Regions from separate parts of the Mus musculus genome. Here all the other regions are linked to region 4. The links are chromatin loops, found by intact Hi-C in ENCODE. Cell type or tissue: left cerebral cortex. All regions are shown on one strand. Region 1 holds the start of Gm36911 (a long non-coding RNA gene). Region 2 has its middle 8.8 kb from the start of Gm36859. Region 3 has its middle 12 kb from the start of Gm36911. Region 4 overlaps Pmepa1 (prostate transmembrane protein, androgen induced 1).

Region 1 (8,000 bases), 120 kb after region 4:
TGTGCCCTGTAGCCAGTTCCTCACCTCTCTGTGCCTCAGGTTACTCTTGAAGATGAGCTCTGGCTGCCGGGGGTGGGGGAGTGGCAAGGGCGGCATTAGAGAAGGGTCAGATTATTTTAGAAGACTAAAGGGGAGTTACACAAGGTTATTTTTTGAGGAAGGGTCTCTCACTGGCACCTGGGGCTTGCCTGTTTGGTTAAACTTGCTGATCAGTGAAATTCAGGGATTTGCCTGCCTGCCTGCCTGCCTGACTGTTTAGGGTTTCTATTGCTGCGACAAAACACTATGACCAGAGAGCAAGTGAGGGAGGGAGGAAAGGGTTTATTCGGTAGACACTTGTGTTCATCATAAAGGGAAGTCAGGACAGGAAAAGGAGCCTGGAGGAGGTAGGAGCTGCTGCAGAGGCCATGGTTGGTGCTTACTGGCTTGCTCAGCCTGGGAACCCAAGACCACCAGCCCAGGGGGGGAACGACCCGCAAAGGGCTGGGCCCTTCCCATTGAAAACTAATTAAGAAAATGCCTCACAATTGGATCTTATGGAGACATTTTCTCAATTGAGGCGCTAGCCCTCTGTCCCTGAAGGCTCTAGCTTGTGACAAGTTGACAGAAAACCAACTAGAACACTGCTCTTCTCTATCACTGGGACTATAGGCATGAGCTCTATTGCCCAAAATAAATATATTTTTAAAAATGCTTTGAGGTTATAACATAGATCATTTCTCTTTTTTTCTTTACTCCCTCCATACCAGCTCACATCCCCCACTCCCCCAAAGCTCTCTTTCAAATTCATGGCATCTGTTTCTTTAATTGTTGTTACACTTATGTTGTTACATTTATTTAAATGTTATTACATGCATGAATATAAACGCATAATACAACCCGCCCGGTTTCTATAAAGTCCCGTATGTGTATGTTCAGGGTTGAGCAGTTGGCATTGAATTACCAGTTGCTGTGCTTGCTCCTCGCTGGAGAAGACGATTTCTCCCGCTCTGCTTGGTACTCCTCGGGTGCCTGTGGTTCTTTGTCTAGGGTTGAGGCCTCCTGATGCCTTACCCTCATGGCCTAGTTCATGTTAGCAGGTTTATTGTTACTGCCCTTGTTCCACTCATGGTTAGGCAGCCATGGTGATGAGACTGTGGGTGTAGCCTCTGGCATTCCTAGGAGACAGAATCTTGCAGCAAACTTTCTGTTCCCCTGGCTCTTAAGTCTCCCCAGTCTCTTCTGCAGAGTTCCTGGAGCTTTGGGTGCCGGGGCCGCCCGCACTGTTGATGTACTCGTCAGGACTGGGCCCCACAGCTCTGCCTTTTGACCAGTTATGTTTTTCTGTAATGGTGTCCAGCTGTTTCAAAGAGACGTTTTCTTGAGGGTGAGGACGTCACTCATGTGTGGGTGTAAGGACAGTTCTATCGAGTGTAGTTGGGGGTTATGCTAGTAAAAGTGGTGCCTGTAGCGTCTCCGGAATCCACGCTTCACCCTCCCTGGAGAGTAGACTAGGTTCCGAGTAACCAGGCATGATTACCCTGCTGCTGAGTGAGTCCAATCAGTGACTCAAGTCCAATTAGAGAGATGTTGGTCGGGCAGTGGTGGCGCACACCTTTAATCCCAGCACTTGGGAGGCAGAGACAGTCGGATTTCTGAGTTCAAGGCCAGCCTGGTCTACAGAGTGAGTTCCAGGTCAGCCAGAGCTAAAGAAACCCTGTATCAAAACAGCAGCAGCAACAACAACAACAACAAAGAAAGATGTTGGTTACGACCAAAATATGCGTGCCACCACTGTGCCCTTTAAGGTCCTGGTTCAGAGGTGTCATATCTGGTAAGGTGTCATATCTCCTTCTGAATCCTGACCTAGGCCAAGGTGACTAGGAGTATCCCACAGCCCTAGAACCAGTGAGACGGGCAGACTTGAACAGAACTGGGGGTTGAGGGAGAGAGAGAGAGAGGAAGGAGGAGGAGGAGGAGGAGGAAGAGGAAGAGGAGAGGGAGGGGGGGAGAGAGAAGAGAGGAAAGACTGAGGTGTGGGGAGGGGAGAGAAAAGAGAGGAGAGAAAGAGAGAAGAGCTTGTTGGTATTAGAGTCCAGCCTAGCCTTTGTTCAAGGGAGGGGACAAGAGAGCCCTGACTTGAGGCTGGCCACATTACCCTGGTAATAACTGGTGAGGTGGGAACTCTCATTGTCCTGTCTGAGGAGGAGGAGGAGCCTGTGGGTTATGGTGTCCCACTGGGCCCAAGCGAGCCAGACTGGCAAAGTGCCTTTACAGGACTTGAGGCTGAAAGCGGTGGCTCCCTGCGAACCCCAAAGAGGGAGGGAACTTGCCAGCCTCTCAGCTTTGCTTGGTATCAGCGTGGCTCTGCCTCTCCTATTTCCAGCCAAACACTTTGGAAATGGAGGCGCCAGCCTACTCTGCGCTGCGTTTGCTCAGCAAGGGGAGCCTGCGCTGCCAGCTCTCCTCAGGCTGGAGCTGCTCGCTCTGCTGACTTCAGGATGGGCCCCAGAAACCTGCTCCCCCAGCGCAGGCTTTGCAGAGTCTGAACAACAGTGTCCCATGGGAGGGGACTTCAGAACTGCTTTGGAATAGCGCGAATCCCCACCAGCGGCTGGCAGGAAATGACACCCGTGGAAGGCTGCGAGCTCAGGCACCCGGCCCAGCAGATCCCCTCTTGCCTGCTGGAGCCACATAACCATGGTTTCTGGGAAGTTGCCTCTGAGGCCTGCCCACAAGGATGGCCTTGGCTCAGGTAGCACAGGCTCAGGCCCCACAGAGTCACAACTGCTGTGGCAGGGACAGCCAGCGCCGCGTGCAGAGGGTCTGTTCCTTCATTTGTAAATATCTATTGATCCTTCTTGGGCTGGAGCCTATCTGTAGCCCTGGATGCAACTACTGACAAAGTTGAAGACATCTGTGTGTGTGTGTGTGTGTGTGTGTGTGTGTGTGTGTGTGTGTGTGAAGCTTGTCTCATGAAGAGTTATACAATGCCAAGACTGACAAGCTACCGGGTGTGGGGTAGGATGTGGTGCCGGAGACTTTGAGGATGTAGCCTTTGTGTGGAGCAAGAGGATTTGTGTTGGCCATGTGAGGCTCAGGGAAGGGCCAGATGACACAGGGCCTGGGGATACAACTTGATTGTCTTTGTCATAAGCTAAAGAGAGACACTTGTGAGTCCCTGCTAGCACACAAAATGTCAGCCCTTTGTCAGTTATTTGGGAAGCTACCACTGGCAGGCGTAACATGAGCCAGTTTAAGCTCCCCCCTTCTCCCATGGGAACATCCAAGAAAGATGAACACTTGGCAAGGCTGCGGGGCTGCTTGCTGTAGGCCAACCATGTCTTCAGAAGACTGTGAGACCTTTTGGAGGAAGCAGGGCTGTGGTGGGAACCCAGGCTTAGTGCAGCCCAACAGTGGTTAACTGTATGGGCCCAGGAGCTTGGGGGAATATCTACATGGGCAGCTTGCCTGTGTACCTTTGGCTCTGTGACTCTGGGTAGGTGGCTTAGCGTCTCTGTGCTTTAGTGTCCTGGTCTATGATTTTTGTGCCCCAGCAAGTGCACATCAGGCCCACAGACAGCCACAGACCTTGAGAAAGCTCTCCGTCTCTGGAACATGTGCACTATAGCAAACGATGCCTCTGTGAGCGACCCCTCCCTCAGCATGGTCCTCCACTCGCTGTGGAACGGAACCATAGTGCTTAGGAAGACTCTCCTGCAAGCTGAGTACTGATCCAAAAGGGTCCCAGAAAGAAGGGGTTCATTTTCCCTCGTGGCAAGAAATCCCGCAAGTAGCTGGGTTCTTCTGGGGGAGAAACCTTGGCTCTCTTAGTCTTTCCTGCATAGATCCAGGATGTATGTGCACCACGTGTATGCAGTACCTGCAGAGTCCACCAGAGGGCTTTGGATCCCTGGAACTGGAGTTGCAGACAGTTGTGAGCTGACTTACAGGTGCCAGAAACCAATCCTAGCTCCTCTGCAGGAGCAGCAAGTGCTCTTAACCACTAAGCATTCTTTCAGGCTCCATTTTTTTTTCTTTTTAAATATTTACTTAATACATGTGTTTATATGCTTCTGCCATGGCTCATGGAGCATGTGTGGAGGTCAGATGACAACCTGGGGGACAGCAATGTGGGTCCCAGGTATTGAACTCACATCATCAGGTTTGCAGGACAACTTTATGTTGATTTGACATAAGCCATAGTCACTGGAGGAGAGAGGAAAGCCACAATTGAGAAAATGCCTCTATGAAACTGGGCGAGCCTTTGGGGGATTTTCTTAATTAATGATCGACGGAAGAGGGCTCAGCTTATTGTAGGTCTGTGCTTTAGTGTCCACCTGGGTTGGTGGTCCTGGATTCTGTAAGACGCTATGAGGCGCAAGCCAGTAAGCAGCACCTCTCCATGGCCTCTGTCTGCATCAGCTCCTGCATCCACCCAGGTTCCTGTTTGAGTCCCTGTTCTGACTTCTTTCCATGATGAACAGCAACGAGGGACCACAAGCCAAATAAACTCTTCCTTCTCCAAGTTGCTTTTGGTCATGGTGTCTCCTCAAAGCAGTAGGAACTCTAACTAAGACATCTACTAGCAGGGCAGTGGTGGCGCACGCCTTTGATCCCAGCACTTGGGAGGCAGAGGCAGGCGGAATTCAAGGCCAGCCTGGTATAGAGTAAGTTCCAGGATAGCCAGGGTTACACAGAGAAAACCTGTCTCGAAAAACAACAAAAACAAAAACAACAACAACAGACATCTATTGAGCCACCTAATTCAAAATGGAGACACTTTACTCTCTGTGTTAAGAGCCAAGTGACTGTGGTATCTGAGGTGTGGCTGGGGGCAGTGGGCCATACCAGCCCTTGTGGCTCAAGTCCTGCCTCTGGGCAGATGGATCTGGGTGATTGTGAGCTTTTGGGGTGGTGACTCGGTGTCTACATGCACCACAGGATGCAGTCTGCACAAAACAGGGGAACCAGGCTGCTCTCTGTCCCCAGTCCCTGTGGACACTGTGCTGTCTCTTGGTTGGACATGGGATTTTAGGTGTTCCCCTGAGGGACATCTGATGCAGGTGACACACAAGATACTGTGTTTTGGGGTTGGACTCTTATAAAGTGACTCCGTAGACTGTAGCCATGTATGGAAATGGAGCTGAGGGATATACCCCACCCCACAAACACTTGAGCTTGCTTGCTTGCTTGCTTTCTTTCTTTCTTTCTTTCTTTCTTTCTTTCTTTCTTTCTTTCTTTCTTTCTTTTTCTTTCCTTTCTTTCTTTTTCCTTCCTTCCTTCCTTCTTTTGTCTTTTTTTCTTTTCTGTCTTTCTCTCTCTTTTCTTTTCTTTTCTTTTCTTTTCTTTTCTACTTTTTTGTTTGTTTGGTTTAGTTTGGTTTTGGTTTTCTAAGATAGGGTCTCTCTGTGTAGCCCTGGCTATCCTGGAACATGCTTTGCAGGTCAAGCTGGCTTTGAACTCACAGAGAACTGCCTCCCCCTGCCTCTTGAGTACTGGGATAAAGGCCATGAGCCACCACGGCCTGACGAGAATACTTTCAAAGATGGTTCCAGGCTCCTGGTAAATCCCACAAGTGTCTTTCCTCTCTCCGCCTGTGGCTGTGGGTGTGGGTTGGGGGAAGTGTTGGATTTTAGGGAAATGAGCAAAAATGACCTCCTTGAATGCTAGCAACCAGACAGACATGGGAGTCAAGGGGCTGAATCAACTGGTGGCCAAGGAGTCTAGCTCTACAGTGCCCTTGTCCATAGTTTGTCCTAGTACCTGGCCCTGTTAGTGCCAGACTGGCCCCATGACACCCCCAAGACAGTTGTTCCAGGGATATGACACAGCTCTCAGAGAACCAAGACAAGCCAACCCCGGTGGGACCACTTGGTCCTGAAGCCAGCTCTCTCATCTTTATCCCTAGACTGCTGTCTGCAGAGGAGGGTTTACTGCGGTTGAGAGGTGGCCCATATTGAGTGTCTTAGAATAGCAGAGGGGTAGCATTTGCCATAGTTCCAGGGACTGGGACCCAAACTGAGGTGTTCTAAGGGCTGGGAACACACTGGAATCTGCTTCTTCCTTCTGCATCCAAGCAAGGAAGGCTCCAGGTCCCACCTCCATCTTCCTACATTTTTCCATGTCTCCCATAAAGATAATTGTCCCAGGTTACCCAGGAGGACCACGTGCAGATGCATTTTCCAAATACCATCAGCTTCCCAGGTTCCAGGACCTATGACCTCCCAGGCGAGAGGCAGACTTGGAAGCAGTGACCGTCGCTCTGCTTGGTGGCTTTAGAAAGTCCCCAGATTTTCCTCTTTAATTATTTGTCTGCATATGCATGTGTGAGGGTGCTGGTGGGGGCCAGAAGAAGGTGTCAGATCCCCTGGAGCTGGAGTTAAAGGCAGTTATGAGCGACCTGTTGTGGATGCTGGAAACTGAACATGGAACTGGAAAACAGGTAAGATGGCTCTTAACTGCGGAGCCATCCATCGCTCCAGCCCCTCTGTCTGAATTTATAAGCATTGGGGAAGAATTCTAATAAGATGTCTTTTGGGGGCTGATTAAATAAGCCCAGGATTTAGCTCAGACCTGGCCCTGGGCAATATGGCGTTAAGTGACCATTGAGGTGCTTGTTTTAAGAGAAGATCTCATCTCAGTCCCTTCCTGTTACCTTTCTATTTCCTTCCCATCCCCTTCTCCTGGCCCCCTCATTCTGGACCCCACCCATTTCCAGGGACACCTGCATCTCCAGGTATCCATCAGTACCCCAGGTCTCTCCATGGGAGCACTAGCCAGTAGGGAAAGCCACCTGCCCCAGGTGCCAATGGGGCAGAACACGGCTTCGAAGCGCAGAGCCAGCCTGGAGGCTCTTGCGGGTGAGCGCTAGTGTGGGAGTGACTCTAAATTCTCAAGTCTCCACAGTTTCCTAACTGTATCTTTTTGTGTCACTGTCTCAGAATAGACACACTTGTGGGCTTTCCTGGGCTCAAAATAGTCGTGAGCTAGGGCTTGCCATCCACATCCGAGTTTGAGTTACAGCAAATCGCTTACTACTTCTGATTGGAAGGTTCCCTTGGCAAACGGACCTCCTTTTATGGAAGAATGAAATCTGCCTGCAGACTGGGTGGGCTCTGAATGGTGGCCCTCAGCAGGTCGCTTGGGCGGAGCCCTGATGTGAAGACCATACAGGTCTGCTTTGGACAGGGTTCCTGGAGTTTGGTGGGGGAGGGTGAGTCATTATTCATGCCCTGGGAAGGGGTGTCACTTGCTGCTCTAGGTCACTTTGAGATTATGGCTTCTGCTTGGGTCCATCCCAGTCTGTCAGGGAGAGTAGGATCCTGGCTTAGGCAGAGAAATGCAATTGAATCTCATCTCTTCCACAAGGACCCTAGTGACCGTGGATGCCTCTGCCCCTCTTTGTACCTTGGTATCCCTTTGCATTCAGGTGGGTGACAGCTTGTGGGCACCCACCAAGGTTGTTGTGAGGAGAAACATATGCAGTTGTGCCTGGTGCTGGGGAAGTGTTGGCAGCTTTGATTCTCTGGCAGACAATAGGTATACATCAAACTTCTGTGAACCCCAACAGAACTAGATAGAGGCCAGAGTCCATTACATCCCAACACAAGGCGTCTCTAAAGCTGAGCAGTGATCTCCAGGGTGGTAGGGTCTGTGGGAGCTTCAGGGAGCAGCCAAAGAAAAGGCTGTGGAGAGGAGACAGCCTCAGAGTCATGGCCCAGCTGATGCAAGAGGGAAAGGGGAGAAAGCTCCCTTCTATTTTTTAAACAACAGAATGACCCTCAAAGGCTGAGAGAAAGAAAGAAAGAAAGAAAGAAAGAAAGAAAGAAAGAAAGGAAGGAAGGAAGAAAGAGAGAGAGAGAGAGGAAGAGGAAGAGAGAGAAGGGAGGGAGGGAGGAAAGGAAGGAAGGAAGAGAGAGAGAAAGAAAGAAAGAAAGAAAGAAAGAAAGAAAGAAAGAGGGAGGAAGGAAGGAAGAAGGAAGAAAGAAAGAAAGGAAGGAAGGAAGAAAGGAAGGAAG
Region 2 (8,000 bases), 72 kb after region 4:
GCCTACCAGCCCTGACTCTGGGTCAGAAAATGGACAGGGTATTTTCAGAGTCCCTCAGCCCACAAGGCACACACAGACCCTTGTGCTCCGGGCTTCATTCCTGAGCAGTGAGGGTGGTTCCCGTAGGTGCTGGGCTGCCCTTGCTCGTGACACTCGTCTGTGGTAAGAAGCTGGCCTCGCCTTACAGGTGTTCATTCTGTGTCACCACACTCTGTGTGTTCATGTCCTGCAGTCCAAGGACCGTGGCCTCTCAGAACCATGGCCTTCTCAGTCTGTCACAGTTCACCCAGCTCACACTTGGCGAGAGCATGAATGAGTGGTGAGGCTGGACTCTAACGTCAGAGGGTGACAGCTGGGGTCCGCTCCTCCCCTGGGTTAAGTGACCTTGGGTGACCAAGCTGATGAGATTGGTTCGCATCTGGACTGCAGAGCAATTCTAATACAGTGTGCATGTGAAGTGACAGGTACCTTGGAACGGGAGTTGGGGACTGGAAGGGACAGAAGTATCGCAGGGTGCTGGGCACATTGGTTTTGTTTTTAAATTATTTGTACTGTGTGTGTATGTGTCTGTCCTCCTATGTACATATACCGAATTGTATGACAGTCAAGTCAGAGGACATCCATCTCGTAGGTCCTAGAGATCTAACTCAGGTCAGCAAGCTTAGCAGCGAGTACCTTTACTCACTTGACCTGTCCTGCTGGCCCAGTTATTTCTTTTGTAATTGTGTGTGTATGTGTGTGTGCGTGCGTATGAATGTGTGTGTTGCACGTGTGTGTACCCATGGGGGATGCACACCAATGCACGAACATGCAGAGGCAGAGGATATCAAGCATCCTCTTTCCCTACTCTCCGTTCTCCTCCTTCTCTTTCTTTTTCTGTCATTCCTGCCTTCTATTCTGTTCTTTCCTTCTCTCTATCCCTGTCATTTACTGGGTCCTATGCCTGTCATGGGTAACTGTAGCTTACTCACCCAGAGCTGGAGCTGCAGGCCTCTAGCAGCTATGTGGCCATGGCTGGCTTATTCCCAGAGCACAGAAGAGGGTTGGGTGGGCAGTGGCTTCAGCCCTCTACTGGGAGTACTGGAGATCCAACATGCAGGGAATCACCCACACAAAGGTACAGGCATGCCATACTTTCCCAAAGTCGCCTATACAATTATTTTTAGGGTCCCTGGAAGTACTTACAAGGCCATGTGGGCAGAAATAGCATATATTCAGCTTTCTAATCTGTTGGGCATCTTTATCAAGAGTCTAGTAGGGTAATTAAATACCAGACACTAAGTTACATTTGACTTCCAATTAAGCAATGAGTAATGCATTTGTGTAAGTATGTGCCAAATATCATATGGGAAATGTTTACATTGAAAACAGTTCTCTGTTAACTGAAACCTATAACTAATTGGACAACACGTGTTTGAATTGGCCAGCTCTGGTAGCCCTACCCAGCAGAGAGAAGTTGGGCAAATCTTTAAGTTTGTATAAGCAATCTCCTGCTGTGTAACAAATTACCATGAACTTTGCAGCTTATAGAACATGATCTTGTGGTCTTTGAGCTCTTTAAGTGAAGGGTCAGGGTCAGGGGTCAAGATGATGAAGGTCTTTCTACCAGGTAGATCAAGATGGTGCCGGGGTTGTGGGCTTCCCTGACATTGAACTGTAGGACAGGAAAGAATCAATCTCCAGCCTCCTGGGTTCTTGGTAAGATGTTGTCTCTGTGGCTGTTGGCTCATCCAAGGCCACTGAGGGAAAGGATATAGTGGGAATGTGTGCAGCCGGCAGGATTTCACAGACACGCAGTGTATATTCACCTCTAGCATCGCTGTATTCAGCTGCTGAGTAGCAAGCCCCAGGTCACCTGACCACAGTGGAGAGGAGTCTGACCAGGAGGAGACAAGGCCTTAGTGTCTGTCCTGCCCAGAGCTGTACCCCATCTCCTCAGCTTTGTCACTTGGGACAGAAACATTGTTCTCCTTTTTCTCTAGGCAGAGCCTGAAGCTCAGTTGCACTCCATGTACAGATGCTGAAATAGTGAGGGCTTCTAAGTTGCGCTCCCTCTCTAACTCAGGCGACATCTCTGCCTGTCCCACCTCCTCGTCCACCCTTTCTCTGTTACCATTTCAGTGCCAGGAACTTCTGAGTCACAGGGTCTTGCTGGTGGTCACTTGCAGGAATAGTAGGCTTCAGGGGGCTATGCTGCCTTAGAGCCTGCGACATCCGTGTTCACTGTCAACCTGACTGGATTTGGAGCTACCTAGGAGACACAGCTCTGGGGGTCTCTGTGAGGATGCTTCCAGAGATGCTTGATGGATGAGGTACGCCCCTCACCCTGGATGTGGGTAGCACTGTACAGGGGGCTGGGGTCCTGGGCTGAATACAAAATGAGCAGAACAGCAGCATTTCCTGCACTCCACTTTCCAGTCTATCCAGATAGAGGAGTGCCAGCTGCATCTTCCTGAGGCTGTGAAGTCGGCCACGCCTTTCACACTTCGGAGGACTGTGTGTTCAAACCCCACGCCTTTCACACTTCAGAGGACTGTGTGCTCAAACCCATTAACCAAAATAAAACCCTTCCCTTAAGCGGGTTCCTGTCAGATAAGAAAAGTAACTGATACAGAAACTTACTACCAGGAGTGGGGCTGTGGCTGCAACTAACCTGACCAGCTGGTTTATGATGGGGCTTTGGGACTGGCTTGTAGGCAGAATGTGGAAAAGTTAGGAGATTCGACCAGAGACACCATTAAATATCATCATGGCTGTTCTGGTGGGAGTCTGGAAGATGGGAATGCCAAGAGAAATGTGGGCAGAGGAGAAGGCACTTAGGAGGTTGTGTGTGTGTGTGTGTGTGTGTGTGTGTGTGTGACAAGAACGCAGAATCTGGGATAAAGGCCACTCTCTTATGTCCTGGTGAAGAGTGTGGCTGCCTCCTTATACATCCTGAAAATCTGGTTGAGGCTGAGCTCAGAAGCAATGAGCTGGACTGTTTGAGAGAAGAAATGTAGGGACAGCATCTCATTCAGGCTGTGGCGTGGCTGCTGCTCATTGTGTTTATCGAGGCTATGGTGACAGTTCAAAGCAGGGAGATTCGAAGAATGGACCATTTGGTAAGAAGTGGGCATGAGTGGTATTAAAACCTTTGACAGGGCAGACAGACTGGGTGCAGATTGCTACAAGTGTGGGTGTTGGGTGTTTTTGTTTTTGTTGTTGTTGTTGTTTTGTTTTAAATAAAGCAGGTACCATTAAGGGCAAACCTTGAACTCTGCACGGAGATAAGCATACTTCTACTCATAGAAGGTTTCCCGCTTATAAAAAATGTAGATTCATTTGAAAAGAGAGAGCCCAAAATGAGAATAATACCACCGAGAATCTCTGCTCCAGAATGGCACATATGGAAGTATTTCCCTTGGTTGGGTGGCAAAGATACCCAGACAGTGTTGCAGCTATGATTCCAGGGGACAAAACTTCATCTCAGACAGAAAGCAGAGTCTTGCACCTGTCACGGGTCTTGGTTTCGCAGGCAAACACAAATCCAAGGGTCATGAAAACTTGCACCAAGGTTCTGGAAAGTGTCTGAGGCCAGGACATCTATGTAGGGCTGGCGTCCCCGCAGGGGGTCCTAGGAGGTCACTGTATAGTGAGGCTGTGAAGGTGAAGTTCAGGTGACAGTGGGGACCCTAAGATGTTGGAGACACCAGGACAATGTGATATCCATGGGGGTAGGGGGGAGTCTACAATCATGGAGAAGAGGTGGCTCACGAGGGAGACGAGGTGTGCTACAGGTGACTGCACTGAGGTAGGGAGGGTCCTGTCCAAGCACACTGGTGCCCAGACGGTGCCTCTACAGTCCTCAGGACACTGGCGCAGAGCTACAGGGTTTGGCGTTGCTCTGTTGGGTTTTGTTTTGTTCTGCTCATTTCTTGTTCTGCCCCCATTCCTCTCTCTTACGATGGAAATACTTATTCTATTTCACCATGTACTGGAAGGATGTAACCTACTTTTTGATTTTACAAGGGCTCACAGTTAAAAAAAAAAAAAAAAGACTGTCTTGGGTCTTTTAAGAGACTTTGAACTTTGGTGTAGTCTGCATAGAGCTGCAGCCTGTCTGGCAACAATGTCAGAAGTATCCCTAAGCTCTGGCCATCTAGTTACACCACCCAGACCACACAAGCCATGAGAGCAATGGCCGCTGGTTGGAACGGCTGTCTAGGTGTGTAATATCTGTGTCCTTGAGTTTATCCTTGAAGACAATGGCTTTAACAGAAGACAGTGGCTGGCCGCCCCAGCAGTCTTAGTCCAGCCTGCTGGACTTGTAGAGAGTGTGCGCTGCTGTGGATGGGCAAGAACCACCAGCCTGAGCCTCCTCCTCGGGCCTTGCTTGGCACATTCGGCCCCACAGTCAGGCCTACGCCTCCCACCCGCCCATCTGCTCCCTCCCTGCCCACTCCTCGCCCCCAATCACCCTCTTTAGATGGGGGAGCATCTCACAGCTCCTCCCCTTCCCTCACAACTCTGGCGGTCAGTTGCGGAAGTGCAGAGCAGCCGAGGTCCAGGGGCCTTGCCTGCGCCCCGTGGCTCTAGAGAACCAACCACGATTTGTCCTAAGTACGGAAAGTGAATTGCACATTTCTGAAAGTGAAAATAGCTAAGTTGTTTTTTTATTTCTTTTTTTTTTAAATCTCCACCCGCCCCCAAATATAAAAGCAGTACATGCTCGTGGCAAAAAATAGACAAAACAGAAAATTATAAGGAGAAAGAGAGTGGAAAGAATCCAGAATCTCACTGCCCAGCGATGCTACTTTTAACATTTTGCTGTCCCCCACCCCCCAGGCTCATTTCTATGCAGCTTTGCACACACGGGTATCTCTCTTTCTGTGTTTAAATATATATTGAAGCAAAAATAGAACCATACTACGAATGCTGGTTAGTGGATTGCTTTTCTCCCTACTTAACTATCACAGCTTTTCTCGCCAGCGAACACAGGTAGAGTCATCGTTCAAGGCCGGAGCATGCGCATTTGGCAGCAGGGGCCACTAGGGCAGCCATCCCCGGGTTGTCTGAGTCAGGGCCTAACTCTCTCTGGATGGGATTGTTGCTTGGAAGGACATGCTCAGATCATGTGAACCGGCAGTTTAAGGATTCTAACTGGGGTTCTAGAGCCCAGGCCACGGAGTGGGTCTGGGCTGGTCTTAACAACGGTCTTGTCTGGGGCAGGTTTCTCCTGTGATCTCTGAGCTTCAGTTCTCATCTGTCCAACGCTTGGGCTGGGGAAGGGATAATGCTGGCCCTATGGTTAAAGCGTTTGCGATGCAAATGTGAGGACCGGAGTTCAGATCCTCAAAACCTACATCGATACAGGGTGAGTGTGGTGTCCCACTTGTAGTTTCAGCCTTGGAAGGTGAGGATAGGGGATCCCCTAAGCAGGCTGACCAGTGAGATTAACCACGTCAGCAAGCTCTGGGAGAGACCCTGCGTCAGTGAATAAGGCAGAAAATTGATTAAGCAAACCTCCCAATATCAAACTCGGGTTTCCACATGCTCGCGCCATGCCAGCCCCCCATACCCACCCCCTGCCTCCCACGGGGAGGTTAGCACAGAGGAGGGCTTCCAGTGTAGGCCTTAGTGGTTATCTGTGTGCCCTTCACGGGGATGTGAGCTGCGCTTCTCAGCCTTCTGGATATGTTAAAGACGACAGAATCCTGATTTATATGTGAAATGTCCTGATATTTCAATTTTGGCAACCAGTTTAAAGTAAGTTAAAATAAATCAAGTGTGGAGAGCCAGCTCTGCGGGCCAGATGCAGCCCTGGTCTATGATTTGGGGAGTTCAGTAGGGCCTCTCTGTTCTTCCACCCCTGTGGGAATGCAGCCAGATGGTTGTAGTTAATTAAGGCAGGGTACAGAAGACAGTTTGGACCCCTCCTTACCCCACCGTGAAGCATGGACCCTGTGTTAGTTATTTTGCTATTGCTGTGACAAAACACACTGACAAAAACATCCCAAGGAAACACAGGTTTATTCTGGCTCACAGTTCCAGGGTGTGGCCCGTCATGGTGGGGAAGCGGAGGCAGTTGGAGCTTGAAGCGACAACACATTCAAAGTCAGAAAGCTGAGAGCAGTGGACACGTGCCATACCCAACTCCCTTTCTCTATTTAACAGCTCAGGATCCCAGCTAGGGAATGGCACCACCCACAGTGGGCAGGACTTTCCAGCTCAATTAAACACAATAATCTCCCAGAGGCATAAGCAGAGGCCTGTCTCCCAAGTGATTCTAGGTTCTGTGAAGTTAACAGTTAACACTAACTCTATAGCCTGTTTCCTTACTACACACCATGTCTTGAGGGAACCTTGAGAAGACCATATCCCTGGAATGGCTTCTGCTCTGGTCCAAGCAGACAGGATCTCTTCCTGTCCCTCTCATCTTCTGTGTTGTGCATCTACCTCCATGCCACTGTCTGCAAACCATGATGACATCACTGCCCTACCATTACCCAGCATGCAAATGGGAGAACCACATCTACCTGGCACAAGTCCAGACACTCAGGCCAGTGTTCTAGAAACCCACTGAAAAGTCAGGCTTGGGAATGTGAAACGGCAGTGTGAGGGGATCGAGGACACTAGAGTCTGTCTGAAGAGTGAGAGTAGAGCTGACTCTGTAGCTGTGACTCTCAGCTCTGTAGTCTATGAGTTTTCTCAACGTACTGATCTTTCACAGTGCAAAATCTCGGTCTGGCTGCTAATGCAACTCTAATGGCGGTAAGGCGATTAGGCGCGACAGGCGACAGTGTGCTCATGGAAGGTGTTAAGAACCTCTAAGTGCCTTAATAATATTCCCACCTATTGCAGAATCTTCCTAATTAGACTGCTTTGCCCAAGGAAAGAATGCAGAATCTACTAGAAAGTGGATGGAGTGTTCTAGAACATACAAAGAGCAGTTGAGGTAAATCGAAAGGCAAGGAAAAGTACAAACGCCCCCAGCAGAGAGTCCCCTTTTCAGAGACAGGATCCTGGGCCAGAGGCTGCAGGTGGAGTGGGGTCGGGGAGAGGGGTGGGACTGTGAGAAAGGGGCGGGGCTGTATGAAAGGGGTGGGGCCCGAACTCCAGCTGTGCAGGCTCCACCAGAGAGGCAAGGTTCCAATGCACCCCACCACGACCAGCAATTGGAAGCTCTCCGCACAGGCCTAGGAACTGCAAAGTGTAACTGTGGTGATCCCTGGAGCTGCCTCCTGTCCTGATCCACTCTCTGTGCCTTCAGTGTCTTCGTCTATAAAATGGCCCTAGATACATTTTCATTCAAACATTTCCAGTGCCCATGTTTAAAAATGTAATGCAGGTGGAATTCACTTTAATAATGCTTTTTAAAATTATGCTTTAATAGATAAAAACAAACAACAGACAACGACAGAACTAAGCATAAGTAACTCACGTCCCAGTTGTTGGTCAGGGTAGCCCAAGAAACCACCCAAATTGTATAGGCTACTTCTGTTGCCCCTGGTGGCCTCCCTGAGGCAGAAGGTACGTCCCTATTGCTGAAGACGCCATGCATTTCAGATCCTAGACGCCAAGAAAGATACAAGCTGGATATGGCCTGAAAGACTCCTTCCTGAGTACTAACTTTTATACTGCCAGTGGTGCTATGCAAGCTTTCAGGGGAGAAAAGTAGCTCACAGTCCTGCCCAGCTATGACAACCAGTCCTACGCAGTCATGCCCAGCTAGGGAAGATATCCTTAAAGGTGAGGTAGTGGTACTGGTATCTTGGTAGTAACTCATCTAACAGGAGGGAAACCACGCCTTAGACAGCTGTCTGTGGGCTCGTGAGGTCATGGATCTTAGAGAGCCTACTACTGACACGTTACTAAACCAGCATACTTTCTAACTACATTCTAAAACTTACACATATGTGTAACTCTCACCCCTGATCAAGGAAACGTCCCTTTGCAACAGAGACCATTACAGAGATCTACGACTGGTCAAAATGCATAGATCAGTTGACTGTTATGTGACC
Region 3 (8,000 bases), 110 kb after region 4:
AGGGTCCCAGGTGACTCTTGGTGAGACCCATTAGCTCATACGCGACTTTCAGCAGAAAACCTGACTTAAGTTTAGCACTGGGCTCCAGGACTGTTCAATATGCATGTGCTAGACAGTGCACAAGAGGAGAAAGAAGGCCTGATGTGCCAACGAGGCCTCAATTAGAAAGAAACTAGAGATGAAATCTGTCCAAGCTCTATTCTGTGTCTGATCTGCCTGCAGCCTATGGCTCTGGCAATTCACAGCAGGCATCCAGCTACTCTTGACCACTCTGCATCGCCGAGGTTGGGGAGGAGTGGGTGTCTTTGTCTGGCCTCACAGTCTTCTCTTGGTTCCTTGGGGGTGCATCTAAAGGTGCTGACATGTGCCTGTCCGTGGCTGGGGTGCTGTCTTAGCCAGGGCAGCCAGAGCCTGTTGCAGGATTGCTTACAGCCCCATGGGTGTTATTCTAGATCCCAGGGCACAGACTCTGTCAGACCTCTGGGCCTCAGCTTCATTCTCCCCATTAGGCCTGACGTCTCTCAGAGACACCGGTCAGGTGTCAGGCTAGGCCACTCTTGGGTCTGATAGTGTCTAGCTCCAGGCACTTCACAAAAGCCAGTTAGACTGTCAGCCTCAGAGCTGGAAGAGGCAGCCAGAGGTGCCCTCCCCACGCTGTGTTCCTGCCTAAAATACTACAGAGATGTCATGGGACCCAGGGCAGGGCCACCAGACTCCCCACCCCAGACTATCCCTTCCCGCTGCCCCAGACTATGACCCCTACCCTCCTTTTCCTTATTGTGCTTACCCCTGGGGGTAAAACATTTCCTGGCTATGGCTGAACTTACCCATCACTAAGTTTGGGTCTAGAACAATGCAGCCTGAGGTCTTCATAAATTGGTGGCTTCCTGTGACTTGTCATGACACTCGCTAGTATACAGAGCAATCTCATGTGTATGTGTGTGTGTGTGTGTGTGCATATGTGTGTGTGTATGAGTGTATGTGTGAGTGTGTGAGTGTGTGTGTGTGTGTGTGTTGCGTCAAAGCATCTCTCAGCATGGACTGGGTGTCCCATGAAAGCATCTGCTTCTGTCCCTTGGTGACCCTCCACCCCCTTCCCCAAGTAACACCACAGAAAGGGAGAGACACACACAGAGATAGAGACAGACACAGAGAGACAGTGACAGAGAGACAGAGACAGACATAGAGACAGATACACAGACTAGTCTGCACCCAGCTGCCTCAGTTCTCCCAGCAGTGCTTATGAATAAAGAAGCTTGCTCAATTGCAATTCTAGAATACATTAATAATTGACCAAAGATCATTCAAAGACTGACTTCAGAAATCTTTATGCTAGTCTGAACTTTTCTATTTTATACAGTTTCATTTTGCATGCGTATGTTTTAGCACAGGCAAGCCCTGCCTGTGTTCAATCTCCAGACTAAAAACAATAAACAAGAACCAGAACTGTGTGAACTGTGAGCCATTTGCACTGTGTTTCCCCCAACTCAGTGTGAACTGTGAGCCATTTGCACTGTGTTCCCCCAACTCAGTGTGAACTGTGAGCCATTTGCACTGTGTTCCCCAACTCAGTGTGGACTCTGAGCCCTTCATCCTGTGTCCTCAACTCAGTGTGAACTGTGAACCCTTTGTGCTGTGTCCCTTCAAATCAGTGGGAACTCTGAGCCCTTCATCCTATGTCCCCCCAACTCAGTGTGAGCTGTGAGATCTTCTCCCTATGTCCCCTCAAGTGGGTGTGAACTGTGAGTCCTTTGCCTTGTGTCCCCTCAACATGGTGTGAACTGTGAGCCCTTTGCCTTGTGTCCCCCCCCAACATGGTGTGAACTGTGAGCCCTTTGCCTTGTGTCCCCTCAACATGGTGTGAACTCTGAGCCCTTTGCCTTGTGTCCCCCCCCCAACATGGTGTGAACCGTGGGCCACTTGCCTTGTGTCCCCCCCAACATGGTGTGAACTGTGAGCCCTTTGCCTTGTGTCCCCCCCAACATGGTGTGAACTATGAGCCCTCTGCTTTGTGTCTCCAGTGGAAGCTTTGCACACAGCTGCACTTCGGTGTGACACATAAGAAAGTGCATCAACAGCACCTTTGTATATTCTTTGGCTTCCTTAGGAATTCTTGTATTCATTTTGGTTGTGGATTCTAGTCACATGACTGCCTGTGCAGGCTCCTTTCTCTATTACCCCAGCTGAGACACTGAGGAGTTGGGACACCACTGGGAGCCAAGTCACCTACAGGTGGTAAAGCTATATAATTTCTCCTAACAGAATCTGTAACAGCCAGGCAGACTGTCTTAGTTAGATTTCTATCACTGTGATAAACACACCACCAAAAGCAACTAGGGGAGGAAACATTTAGTTCTGCTTCCAGCTCTCAGGTCATTCCTGAGGGAAGTCATGCAGGAACTCAAGGCAGGGACTGGGAGCAGAGATCTTTGAGGAATGATGCTCACTGGCTTGCTCCTCATGGTGTGCTTAGCCCCCTTCTTTATATAACCCAGGACCACCAGCCTCAGGGTAGCATTGCCCATAATGAACTGGACTCTCCCACATCAATCATTGATTAAGAAAATGTCTCATACAAAGAGTGGAGCAAAGACTGAAGGAAAGGTCATCCAGAGACTGCCCCATCTAGGGATCCATCCCATATGCAGACACCAAACCCAGACACTATTGCTGATGCTAAGAAGCACTTGCTGACAGAAGTCTGGTATAGCTGTCCCTTGAGAGGCTCTGCCAGAGCCTGACCAATACAGATGTGGATGACGTATGCAGCCAACCATGGGACTGAGAGTGGGAACCCAGTGGAGGAGTTAGAGAAAGAACTAAAGGAGCTAAAGGGGTTGCAACCCCATAGGAAGAACAACCATATCAACCAACCAGACCCCCCCCCCCCCAGAGCTCCCAGGGACTAAACCACCAATCAAAGAGTACACATGGAGGGACCCATGCCTCCAATTGCTTATGTAGCAAAGGGTGGCCTTATTTGGCATCAATGGGAGGGGAGACCCTTGGTCGTGTGAAGGCTCGATGCCCGAGTGTAGGGGGATGCTAGAGTGGTGAGGTAGGAATGGGTGGGTGGGTGGAGGAGCACTCTTATAGAAGCAGGGGGTAGGGGGGATGGGATAGGGGGGTTGCAGAGGGGAAACCAGGAAGTGGGATAACATTTGAAATGTAAATTAATAAGATAACCAGTAAAAAAAAGAAAGAAAGGAAGGAGGGAAGGAGGGAGGGAGGGAGGAAGAGAGAGGGAGAGAGAGCGAAAGAGAGAGAGAATGAGAGAGAGAGAGAATGAGAGAGAGAGAGAGAGAGAGAGAGAGAGAGAGAGAGAGAGAGAGAGAGAGAAATGTCCCATAGGCTAGCCTACAGGCCAGTTTTATGGAGGCATTTTCTTAATACTGGTTGCATCTTCTCAGATAATCTCACTTGTGCTGAGCTACAAAGATACTTACTACCCAGCACAATGACCCACAGACCATGTGCATGGCCAATCTCTGTCACCAGATTCCACTATCCATTGCCTGCCTGGACTTGGTGTAGAGCCGGAATCCCAGGCCACTGGAATTCAGACTCCTCTGTGGAGATAGCTAGAGGTGCAAATGGCTCAGTATCCTGCCAGAGAGGCCCAGCCCAGCCCAGCCCAGCCCAGCCTCACAGGTTTGTGCTGCTTGTCTGAGACCCACCCACTAAGTAAGAAATAAGCAAGACACAAGTCAGGGTCCTAGTTTGGCCTGACCCTGTGCTGGTAGCCACAGCAGGCCATTCCTATGGGGCAAGCATTTGCCTCACAGCCAGATTCTATTCTGTCCCATCCTATTTCAGCTTATCTTTTACCCCTGCGCAGAGGCTCTGGGAGACTGGTAGCCCCACCCTGTGTCTCTAACTCAGACTTGTACATCCCCTGTCTCAGTGCAAGGATTTTCCATTGCTTCTGGTCTCCCAGACCCGAGAAAGGACAGCACACAGACACCTCCCCTGTGACAGCAGAACAATTGGGGTCTTCCCAGAGATGTTTGCCCTTGGTCTTGGATACTTGTTGATGCGACTGGGGTACAGAGAAAGGAGACCTGCTTCCCTGTACGCAGTTAAAAGGTGACAATTTCGTGATTAATCCACAGGGTCTGTCGCCTGCCTGTTCCCTCTGGTCTTGACTTCAGAAGCCAGCCAGACCTCTTCTTCAAAACCACGACTGTTGTATGTGCGTTTGACCCTCACCGGGACAGGGCCATTTTCTCCCACACCCCCCATTCCCTTCAGGGGTGCCTGCCTCATTTGGTATCCAGAGCTCTGATGACTTCTGTGGATCCACAATGTTTCCAAAACATCCCCTTCTTTTCCTACCCCTGGGGAGAAGCCTGGAATTTGGGATATTCATCTTGCCTGGTGAGCAAAAGCTTAAATGAAATCCGCTTTATCTGCGGGAAGCTGTCAGCTGATAAAAAGGGCAGGGAATTAACACACGGGTAAGCCAGGAGCTCCAGACAGCAGCGCCTAGCTTTCCACTCAGTTCCTGCAGAAGCCGCCGCCGGGGGGACTTCAGTGTCTGACCCCCAAAACCTGTCTAGACGTTTCAGACATTTGGTAAACAAATGAATTGCTGCATAGGCAGCTGGAGCAGAGCAGGGGGTGTCTGCCACCTCAGGGCGACTGCAGGAAGATTCACACCCGGCTGGAAATGCTCTCCCGGAGGATAACAAACACAGCAGCTTCCCTGCTTTCCAGAAAGTTCTTTTCTGGGCCAGAACCCCATGAAGGAGCCTCCATTTCTCCTGGGAAGTGTACTTTTGATTTCTAAAGATGTTTTCCCATTTCCACAGCCATATGGGAGATGCGGGTTCCCCAGAGTGTGTCTGTCAGACCTACAGTGAGAGGAACAGCTGGCGGCTGTCTTTTTAGGCCATGCCCTGTCCTTCATGTTCCAGTGAACTTCTCAGAACCCTGGTTCAGGGAGGCGGAGGCTGGAGATCAAGGCAGAGGCAGGTGCAGATGCTACCGTGTGTTAACTTTTGGGTTCCACAATCTCACATCCAGGGATGCCACTTTGCTATGTGTGGGAGGGAGGTTGCAAGGTGATGAGAAAAAGCCTCCTGCTTTTTATGCATGGGAAAGAAAAAAGGCCGGTAAAGAGAGGCCTCCTGGACCAGGTGACGCTGGGCAAGGGACGCAGGAAGGGGCATGGTGATGTGTCCCTAGCCTGCTTCTCCTCACAGCACTTGCCTTTTCAGAAGGCTGGTAGCCAGGTCACCGCTGCACCCAAGGGCACTGGGACAGTGGGGTGTTATGGAGCCACCGGGGGGGGGGGGGCTGGAGGCGTTCTGACCAGGGTGAGAGGGTAGCTGCAAGCTGTCACTCACAAAAGTGTTTTCCAGAAGCTCTCCAGAGCACCTTAGACATCAGTCCTCAGAACACTGGGTTTTCTGGTCTCTGCCTTCTCACCCTGCCTGTCCGTGGTAGCGGTGGGGGGGGGTGGGGGAGTGGGAAGAGAGAAAGGAGCTGAGTACAGCTGGCTGCCCTGTTTGTCTCTTTCTCTGGGCCAGAGAACAGTCCCGTGAGTGGAGTGACCGGGGTCCAGACGTCTCTGCCAGCTGGCAGGAAGACAAGCAGGCTGTCTGGCTGCAGAGCCTCCGGTGTGGTGAAGGAGGTAGGAGCTGAGCGACAGAGGAAGGAAACCGGAGGCTGAGTGAGATCCTCAGGCCTGGGATTCAGGAACAACTTTTTATTGTTCCGTCCTGCAGACAGCTTGGGAAAGTGCCCCCGTCTCTGCACAAGTGGGTCTCCAGTCTCAAGTCATTGCTAAATAACACTTTCCAAGATTCTGACTCTGGAAGGATGTGACAATCTCCATCACGGCCAGGGTGCAGGGTGTGTGTGCAGGTTGTGTGTGTGTGTGTATGTGTGTATATGGTGTGTGTGTGTATGGAGGCTATGTGTGTGTATGCACGTGTGTGCAGGCTGTGTGTGTGTGCGTAGACTGTGTGTGTATATATGTGTGCAGGCTGTGTGTGTGTGCAGGCTGTGTGTGTGTGCAGGCTGTGTGAGTGTGTGAAGGCTGTGTGAGTATGTGCAGGTGCATGCTGTGCGTGCATGCTGTGTGTGTGTATATGCAGGCTGTGTGTGTGTGTGTGTGTGTGTAGGGTGTGTGTATGTGTATGCTGTGTGTGTATGCAGGCTGTGTGTGTGTGTGTGTGTGTGCAGGCTGTGTGTATGTGTATGCTGTGTGTGTGTGTGTGCATGCTGTGTGTGTGTGCATGCTGTGTGTGTGTGCAGGCTGTGTGTGTGTGCTGTGTGTGTGCATGTGTGTGTGTGTATGTACACAGAAGTGGTATTGGCACAGCCAGACAGGACAGGAACAGGGCTTCAGGCTGGGCAGGGGCCATAGGGGCTCCACCTACCCCATGCACCAACACTCCTCACTCCAAAGTTCCCAGTCTATTGTCCCTTAACCCCAGAGTCTGGGAAATTTAGTAACTACATATGTAACTCAGGCAAAGGAACAATTGAAGAAGCTGAACAAACCAGAAACTATACACTTCAGAAACTTCCAGAAACTATGCACTTCATTATCCTTCAAAATATACTGTGTGACCCAAGCTGTTCTCAGACTCTGGCCAGTCCTCCTGTCTCAGCCTCCTAAGTGTTCAGATTACAGATTTACACCACTAGGCCCGGATTAAATCATGACTCTTGACAGCCAGACTTCTTCCTCTTAGGGCCAAACATGGCTGCTGAACCTCATGATATGCCTGTGGGTGTAGCTTGTAGTGTGAACAAGGCCTGAATGTGACATCTTGGGAGCACTCCACCGTGCTCTGAGAACACTGATACCATGAAAAGTCCCCACCGGAACAGCTGGAGAGACGGCTCAGCAGTAAAGAGCACTTGCTGCTCTTTCAGAGAACCCAGGTTTGGTTCTCAGCACCCTCACAGTGACTCACAACCATTCGTCCCTTCACTTGCAGGGGATCAGACTCCCTCTGTTGACCTCTGGGCAGCAGGCATGCACATAGTACATAGACACGAACGCAGGCAAAACACGCGCATACATCTGCATTGGTTACTTTCTATCGCTGCGATAAAGCCCTGTGACTGAGGTCACTTTTAATCCCACTGGTCGAGAATAAGACCACTATTAGGATTTTTGAGCCAATTTTGAAGTAATTTTATTAAAAACTGGCCAGAATGATGGACATTGGCCAGGCCCAAACCCAGGATTCCCCAAAAATAGCTGTGAATTCTGTTAGTTCTGTGTTTCTACAGGCAACACCCTCAAGACTACATACTTCCTGCCTTGGTCCAGTTTGCCGCAAGCATGCATCCTGGTGCACTTCCTGCCTACATAACTCCCACTTCCGTGTGGTCAAGCGCAGCCTGTGCCGTCGGGGCAACCAACCTTGTTTAGAGAAGTGAAAGCACATGGCTTGTTAGTGTGCATGAGCAAAAGCATTCCAGAACCTCAGGAAGTTATTTGGCTTTGGGCAAGTGGGACTTATAGGCTAGAGGCATTTTTGTTTTATAGATCTCTTAAGCATAGCAATCTTAACTTGAAACATAACTTTAGTTGGGCTTTGTGGTTCCAGAGGGTTAGGGTTCATGATAGTAAAGCAAAGACATTTGAAAGCTCATTTATCTAAATGCAAGCCAGAGAGAGAGAGAGAGAGAGAGAGAGAGAGAGAGAGAGAGAGAGAGAGAAGAAGAAGAAGAAGAAGAAGAAGAAGAAGAAGAAGAAGAAGAAGAAGAAGAAGAAGAAGTAAAAATGGTGCAGGTATTTTTAAAACCTCAAAGACCTGTGACATACCTCCTCCAACAAGGCCACACCTCCATATCTTCCTCAAATAGCCACCAACTGGGGACCAAGTAGATCACTCTCATTTAAACCACCGCATACACACAAATAAAATGCATCTCAAACAAACAAACTCCCAATGTTCCCCTATGTATTTCTGTTATTTTGAATCTCACTGTTGTTGTTCTGAGACAAGGTCTCATGTAGCCCAGGCTGGCTTCAA
Region 4 (8,000 bases):
GCGGTTGAACAGAGAGGGTCTGGAGTCTGCCTGACCCTGATTCCTGTTACACGTAGGGTACAGGGTCACATTTTAACTTTTTGCTAAAACAACAGACTTCTTTCGCGCAGTAGGCAAAGTCATGCAGATCCCAGCTTTACAAAGCTGGCTCACAGCCTGGAGCTCGGCAGAGCCTTCCTGCCTTTACACAGCCTGGAGCTCTGCAGGGGCTGTGACCTCTCTGGAGCAAGCAGTGGAGATGGTAATGTGGGCAGAGGGAGTCAAGAACTCTCCCTTTCTCAGAACCGAAAGGAGCAATAGACTCCCCATCTCTGCCCCCCCCCCCAACCTACCAGGTCGGTTCCTTTCCAACCAGCCACTTCCCAGGATCTGCTTAATTTGCCATGGGAAGAGATAGTGTGGACCCAGCATGTAGAGTTTGGCCAGAGCTCAGGGTCCCACTACCAGCAGCCTGCAGGGACTGACAGCCTGACACTCAGGACACCCTGCCTTTGACAAGTCCTTTCCTTCAAGCTCCTACAACCCACATCCAAGGGACCCCAGTTTCTAGTCCAGGGTTGTTACCCAAAGGAGTAGGTGTGCCCTTAAGTCAAATGAGCCCAGCAAGCCCCTGCAACAACCCATCCAACAAAGCAAGGACAGCCATTTTGGCCCCAGAGGACAGTGGGCACGTTCATTTGGCTTGGCTTTCAGCTGAAGCCGCAGACACAAATAAGGTTTCCTTGTCTAGAGGAATGGGAGCCACATGCAGTATTCCATGAGGCTGCAGGGACAGCTGGGGGCCTCTGCAAGCAGGGTACATGCATGCTGAGGGAAGGGAAGGGAAGGGGAGGGGTGTGCACAGTTGAACTTCAGCAGTAGCCCTTGATGGACTGGCCCCAAGAGTGAGACACTGTAGGGAGTGTCCCCACCCTGAGCCCGGAGGGAGAGCTCTTCCTCGGTAAGGCATCGGATATTATTCGCACAGGGAAACACGGGACATCTCAGTGACATCGTGATATTTTCAAGAATCCTCTTTGAGAGGTCAGGTCAACCACTCCTGGAGAAGTAGGTCTCCTGGGAATGTTCTGCCCGGATGGATCTGCAGGCCTCCAGGCTCAGGATCCAGCAGGGTAGCAGGGTAACCTATATTTTAAAAACTGTATGTGTATAAGCAGGCATGGTGGCCTGACCTCCAAAAGGTTTTCAAGTAATAAAAAGGTGCTGTGTCCAGGTTACCGTCTCTCATTTACATGATAACGTTTTCGGCAGGAAATAGGACCGCCCTGTGGATGGGGAGGGGTGGCGGGGTCACTCCAGGGATTCCAGCAGACTCACCTCTGCTCCTGATACCTCTGCTGCTGCTGAACCCTAAGAGATCTCACTACACACTCACCCCGCTTTCTCTTGTATTCACAGAAGACACAACAGCAAGCCCTCTAGGGGTCCCAGCATCCTACATACTAATTACATGCTGGGAAATGAGACCCCAGTCCCGCTAACGTGTGATAATGATGATCAGATGACCACATCTAATACAACTCTTTCCGGGTCGGAGGGGAGAGTCCAGGAGGAGAAGGAAAGTTACGCTGGAGGCGGAGGGATGGAGGGACGGGCCGCTGGTGCTGGCAGTCTTTCCTAACCCCTTTGGGCTTCCTGGGGGAACACTTGGGCTTGTCCCTTTCAATCTTGGGCTGACTCTTAATTGGCTTCTTGAAGTGAAAATCAATATTGAGGGAAACACATGGTCAGAGGTCAAGCAGCCATCACCCTGGGCCGTTCCTACATGCCAGGGTGGAACTGCGTAGATCCCAGCCTTGGGACACTGGAGTCTAACCCGCTTCTGCATGAAGCCAGCTGCTGTATCCACCTGGCACCAAATTCGGGGACTGCTTTGGCTTTGGGGATGCACCTTGCCCCCAAACACTGAACCTTCATAGTTTTTGTGTTTTAAAGAGGAAGAAAAAAAAAAAAACTAAGATTCCTTCGGTAACAGTTTATTTTCATATTGGGAAAGGCATCTGGAATTGGATGCCTCTGTTGGGGGGCGGTGCGGGGGAGACGGTCCTGACTCAGCTGTAACCCAGAGGGACGACACATCACGGGTCCCCTTCGGCAGGGAATGTGTAACTGTTCACAGCCTGTCTGGACAGAAGCATCCATTGGCTTGCAGGCGGCATGCTGTGTGGCCCTGGGGGAGCCTGGCTTTCCTGCACAGTGGGGGCCCTCTGAGACCCAGGGGGTGGAGGGACACACCCCTGCTGCTCTGTTCAGACTTAAACTCAACATTTCTCCAAGTCTCAACACACTCTCTAGAAGTTTCCATCAAACAAGCACTGATATATTATATTAAAAAATAGTGCAAAATCGCAGCATTTATATAAATAGCTCTAAACCCCTGCTTTGTAGGTTTTTTTTTTCTTTACAAGGTAATACACACTTTCGGAGTTGGCACTCAAAAAATTGCCATTTTTTTTCTCTTCTAGTTCAGAAAACAACTTTTTTTTTTTTGAATAGGCCTCTTCTAATACAAAAATACTCCTGCTCTCCCACATACAGAGTTCTCTTATTTTATATATATATTTATATATATAATATTGCAGATCTTAAACAAAGGTTTTGTGCAAATATGTCTTTAAAGTTAAGTAAAACCGTCATAAACAAAAGAAATTAAGCATTCACGCACAGAGCTCAACTAAGAACAATGAAGGAAAGACTAGTAGAGCATTTTCTCTTTTGCCTTCAAGACACGGCTCAACAAAGAAACATTTTCTTTTTTCTTTTTTGCAAGCTTTTTGAGCTTCTGCATTCAGACCACACAGAACATGTAAATATTTATACACAGACAGGAGAACTACCACACGGCCACTCAGCCTGTGTGTCCCCTGACTTCCTCTCTCTTCTCTCTTAAGAAGTGCGGAGTGTTTTTTTTTCCTTTCTTTTTTTTTTGCGGTTTTGCCTACAGGCGCCCCGGCCCCCACTCCTAGAGGGGGTGACCTTTCTGTTTCTCCTTCTCCTTGTTCTCCAGTGGGGCAATGTGCGAGTGATGGAGCCGGGTCCCCTCTAGCAGGGAGGATGGCCCGTTACTTTGCTGGTGCTGGAAGGAGGAGCCAGGGTAGTGGCCAATGACCTCGCTGTAGGTGGGGGGCGGCCCCTCCATGCGCCCACCGCTGCTGTAGCAGGTGGCGCTGATGCCCGAGTTACTGCTGGGGGGACAGGGGCCCCCCAGCATGGTGCTGTCTATAAGGTCACTGTCGAAGATGGTCCGGTTAGGGGGTGCGCGCACAGATTCCCGGTTCAGCTCCAGCTGTTGCTCAGGGTCCCGTAGCTGGAGGGTGCAGGGGCCCTGGTAGGGTGGGGGCTCCTCCCCATCAGACAGTGAGATGGTGGGTGGCAGGGCAATTTCGTGCTGCAGGTAGGGGTAGGTGGGTTGGAATCGGCTCCGCTGGATGAAGGGGGGCACAGCGAGTCGGTCAGTGGGCCGAGGCGGGGCATAGACCTGTGGCTGGAGGGAGGGGGGTAGAGCAGAGTTAGGGAGGGAGGCAGACTGAGGTTGGATTCCCCCAGATTCAGAGACTGAGTTATGTGGGCTCAGGAGGGGTGGCCGTGACTCCCCGGAAGCCCCTAGAAACAGGTCTGCACTACAGGGGGCCTCCTGGACTCAGGGAGTTCCTGGACAAGGCCTGTCCAGTGAGTGGTGGGCGGGAGGGGGAGAGGGAGGCATGACTTGGTCTTACCTCCGGCATTCCACCTGACACCGTACTCTCTGAGGGCCAGAGGCATCCTTCCTGTAGGATGGAAAAGGACACAGGGTCAGCAGTGGACAGGGCTGGTGACAGGAGACGCCACCTATCCTAGATTTGAACTTGTCGTCCTGGAGTGAAGTCTTGGGCGCATGCATTTCTCATCCTCCAACCTTACCCCATCTGCATGCATGGTCAGAGGCAAGGCCACACTGTTGCTGCTGGCTCCTCCCTCGGCTCCTGTTGCTGTCTTGTCTGTAGGCTTTCCAAGGCACGTATCTGATCTGTGGGGCACCCCCCTCCCAAAGCCTGCAGACAGCTTACCTGGGCATTAGAGCTGAGTTACTTGGCTTTAAGGAAGCCCAGTATGGCCGGCCTGCCTGCCTGCCTGCCTGCCTCCCGTCTCTACCACGACTGCTTGCTCCCGGCATGATCGTGCCCAAAATGCTGAACATTGACCTCACAGGTTCAGCAACTGAACATGTAGACACATATGCTTGGCTGGAGAAGTTAGTGAATTTAATGTTGAATGTCACAATCTAGATGACCCTCGGGGGACATCAGAAAGAAACAGGTACCACATACCCCCCCCCCCACACACACACACAGAAGCCAGGTCTGACGTGTCTCAGCATGTTAAGCCTGTGTGCCTCAGGCCTTTGGACTGGACACTCCTTGGTGGGACCGGTTCTTTGTTGATGTTCAGTGTATGGGTCCCTACAGACTCTATAATTTAGAGTTTCTCACATCTTTATTATCAATAAACAGATATGGAATCATTTGTGTGATGGCTGTCACTCATGAGGCTCCCGTCCTCAGCAGTGGGAGTCCCAGGAAGGGCGCAAACTCTCCCAGGAGAGGGAGTGTCCTTGCTAGGGTCAGTAGCTCTGAGCTGTCCTGAATGGTTCTAGTGTAACTGCCAGCCTGCGGAAAAGCCGCCTTAATTTTGGCTTTATTCCGTTGTACCTACAGAAATAAAACTCTCAAACACTTGGAGCCTACAATGTGGTCAAGTAAACATCCCATCACCACAATCCAGATGAGAATACATCTTCCTACCACTCTGAACTACAGCGGGCTGCCACCTCTGTGAGTTCAGACAAGTTCCTCCCCAAGCTGCAGAGAACTGCAGTTCACGCAGTGGCCACTAGGCGGTGCTGGGGCTTGCACTTGCAGGTGGAGATTCTCTCTCTGATACAGTGAATGGCCCTGGCTGCCCTAAAAACATACGATCCAGACACACAGGTGTCTCCTGGTGTCTGCATCCCACCGACTGGAGCCTCCCTCCCCCAGATCTCCTCCCATACACAGCCACTCAGTCTACCTTGCTTGGGCACCTCTGCCTGTTGTACGGTGAAGACCTAAGCTGCCCTCTATCCCGGCCTTGCAGACATGTCAGTCAAGTATACACTAAGGAAGGCGTGGCTTCCGCAGGAGGAGCTGGTGGGGTCCACAAGGAGGCGCCAAGAGGCCTCATATGCTGCACCAGAGGGGCCTGCCTCTGCTCTGGCTTGCCCCTTCCCACAGGGCCTACTCCTTCCTACCCACATCCTCTCCCAAATCTGCTATCCACCCATTGCTAGCCCAGCAAACCTCACAGCTCTCCTACTTCCTTCAGTGATGAACTGTGTGACCTGGAAGTGTAAGCTGAAATAACCCCTTCCTCAAACAAACTGCCTTTGGCCACCAGGTTTTATCACAGCCACAGACGAGCAACGGAGAACGCCAGCCCTTTTCCTTCCTACACACGGCCTCATTTCTGCTCATGATACCCTGTCTACATGGCTCACTCTGTCTGCAAAGCTGCAATATCCCCTGTGCCTAGAGTCTAGTGTGGGTCACAGCATATGCTTAAGTTACAGCAATCGATTATCACATAACTGTCTCCTGATGTTCCCTAACCCTGGGACTTCAGGCAGCCGCTGAGGGGAGGCGAAAGGCAGGGTCCAACCCCATAGCCAATGCTGCCAGCCCTAGTCAGCAGTGAGGACAGCCCCTCCCGTCCTTCTAGAACTGTGTTGCTTGCCCTACGATGGCTTTGGGGCTCCTTCTTGCTCCTTCCACACTGTCTGGGGTGCTGCTGGCTCCTGTTATGTGATCCTCTTCTCCATTAGGATGCCTGAGTTCCACTCGACTTCTCCACGGCCTCTCCCTCTGGACCTCCCCCACAGCAGGAGTCTGCCAGCCATTTCTACAAAGGGTCAGAATAAAAGTTTTTGTATACATGAACTATCAAAGAATAACTAAAAACATTATACTGGGTGGGAGGAGTTTTTGTTAAATCCTAATAGCTCATAAACACTAACAGGCATGGTTGTGTGCCAATAAAACTTTATTTATAAACCCAGGCACACAGCCCTTGGGTCAGGCCACTCTGTTGAGGCCTGATGACGCCCTCCTGGCTGCAATTCTAGACTGAGAGCTACTACCTGCTTGGAAAGTCCCTTTGGTCAGCTTCCAGACACGGCTCTGACTGTCCCCTCAACTCCACAGTGACAATCATTCCCTTCCTGTGGACAAGCGGTCACCATCAAATTCTGTAGAGCAAACATCTGGCAGGTGGAGAGCTGAGGCCCTCCCTGCCCCAGGGTGAGAAAGGTCTGGACCCCTCTGAAGCTGGATGCACGCTTGAGCTTCTGCTCTGGCTGACCCCTGCATCTGGTTTTACTGTAGATTTTTGCCTTTGGCCTCAGAACGAGGACTCGCGGCAGGCAGTGCTTCCACGGGGAGCAGGAGACTTAGGCCAAGGGTTGATCAGAATATAAAGCATGGATCCATCTCAGACCCTAGCTGAGCTCCTGGCCTGAGGTGACTCACTGACAAACCACACTCCTCAGGGGTGACACAGGCTGTGTGGAGGTAGGAGCCGACTGTCTCAATGAACACTGGATTGGTAGATGCCGAGGAGTGGGCTTGCGGGTCCTTCCCTGCACCTGATCCTCATGCCGATCACCCTTCTTACTGTTTATCATGTGGAAAAAGCATCAGAGAGATGGAGAGATGGGGGCGGGGAGGGGGAGGACACGACTTGGCCAGTGTGACACAGTAGGGCACGGTGAAGCTGAGACCTGGCTTCAACCAGACAGGCCCACCTGCTCCTCCTGTACCAGGTCTGAGGAGAGGTGATCCTCAGGGAGGTGCTTGGAGATGGATCTGTGGCCTACTCACATAAGTAGGAGGGGAGCCCTCACCCCAATTACCAGAGACAGCCAAGGGGCAAGGCGCCGGGTAGGCCAGCGAGCCTAGTGTGGCACACTGAGCCCAGGCAGACAACAGCTGTATCTAGGTCTCTCTGGGAGGACACAAGGCCTGGAGACACCTCAGATGCGCTGTGTCGGAAAGAGAGGGGGTCCCAGGGGAACTGTCACCTTCTGTTCCAGGTCTCCCCTGGGTCCCCTGTTTATCTAGCCAGGTGGTACAGGAGAGACAGTGAGGAGAGGCTCTCTTTGAGTGTCTGGGGAGTCGTCCCGGGTCCTGTCTGTTACAGCAGCAGCTAAGCTCAGGTGTACGTGTGGAATGAGCCACACTCTCTGCCATCTGTACCCAGAGCCTCTGTTCTCACACCCCACGCTCTCCGCTCGCCACACCCCACAGTGGGCTACGGGATCTTCACTAGCACCGCCTGGAAAGCTGCTCAGCCTTGGGCGAGTGCCCCACCCACCTCTCTGAGCCCTAGTTACTCCTCTGTGAGGGAGTGAGCCCCGGACGGACGTCACTCATGGCTGGTGCTGTGTGAAGAACACCGGCTAGGCAGCTGGCAGTGCCTATTGCTAGGTAACAGAGATAACAAACGAGCCAGGTGAGCCAGGGCATAACAGGCAGGATTCCTATACAGCAGGTGCCGGCTTTGTCCTCAGGCTGTGTCCTGAGCCTCAGTCAGGAGTCCTGGTGTCTCTGTCACGGCTCCTGCCCTGATGAACTGGTGACGCACTGAAACTGGTCCTGACGCAAGCGGAGATGCCCAAACCTGCCAGGAACAGCCCTGCTTCTCGGGCTATAGCCAGTTCTGTCTTGGCTTAGCCCTTAGACTTAGGAGCCTCTGCCAGCCCGGGACACCCCTCCTCCCAAAACTGGGGCACTGCGCCCGGCATGGCTCTGCTCACCCCATCCTCTCTGCACCTGCTGAGCCATCCAGGAGACAGGGTTGTGTATGTGCCAGCTTCTTCCATCTCAGGCTAACGACTATGCCTCCCTTCACCCCACTGCTGCTGACTGTGAACACCTGAGGGCAGGACAGAGCTTCCCAAAGGGGCCTGATGTCACAGTCAGGAGGGGCAA

The links. A loop is a pair of places that touch in the nucleus more often than their neighbours do. Peaks named below come from ENCODE experiments on the same cell type or tissue, not always from the same donor. Only the 100,000 strongest peaks of a DNase experiment are listed, where the experiment ranks them.
Region 1: a loop joins it to region 4, with 2.0 times the contacts of the local background. A loop is called at or near these places in 10 of 42 quality-filtered maps.
Region 2: a loop joins it to region 4, with 3 times the contacts of the local background. A loop is called at or near these places in 5 of 42 quality-filtered maps.
Region 3: it touches region 4 in a loop (2.4-fold over the local background); 10 of 42 quality-filtered maps call a loop at or near these places.

Annotation. Positions count from the first base shown.
Region 1 is chr2:173,340,586-173,348,585 of GRCm38, forward strand. Gm36911 (a long non-coding RNA gene) reads left to right here and starts at 6,224. Exons shown (of 4, transcript XR_375364.3): 1 at 6,224-6,424. In left cerebral cortex, a CTCF peak has its summit at 3,865 (motif pointing right); DNase peaks (open chromatin) are centred at 2,462, 3,286 and 6,943.
Region 2 is chr2:173,296,411-173,304,410 of GRCm38, forward strand. No RefSeq gene overlaps it. Among named protein-coding and RNA genes, the nearest start is that of Gm36859, 8.8 kb to the left of the region's middle. In left cerebral cortex, a CTCF peak has its summit at 4,530; DNase peaks (open chromatin) are centred at 4,719 and 5,995; H3K27ac peaks cover 1,602 bases.
Region 3 is chr2:173,330,499-173,338,498 of GRCm38, forward strand. No RefSeq gene overlaps it. Among named protein-coding and RNA genes, the nearest start is that of Gm36911, 12 kb to the right of the region's middle. In left cerebral cortex, no CTCF peak of the experiment used is centred here; DNase peaks (open chromatin) are centred at 4,653, 5,590 and 7,344; H3K27ac peaks cover 707 bases.
Region 4 is chr2:173,224,860-173,232,859 of GRCm38, forward strand. Pmepa1 (prostate transmembrane protein, androgen induced 1) reads right to left here. Exons shown (of 4, transcript NM_022995.3): 3 at 3,717-3,767; 4 at 1-3,484. The coding sequence ends at 2,963. Among named protein-coding and RNA genes, the nearest start is that of Zbp1, 9.9 kb to the left of the region's middle. In left cerebral cortex, CTCF peaks have their summits at 4,880 (motif pointing right) and 5,079; DNase peaks (open chromatin) are centred at 4,881, 5,418, 6,644, 6,996 and 1 more place.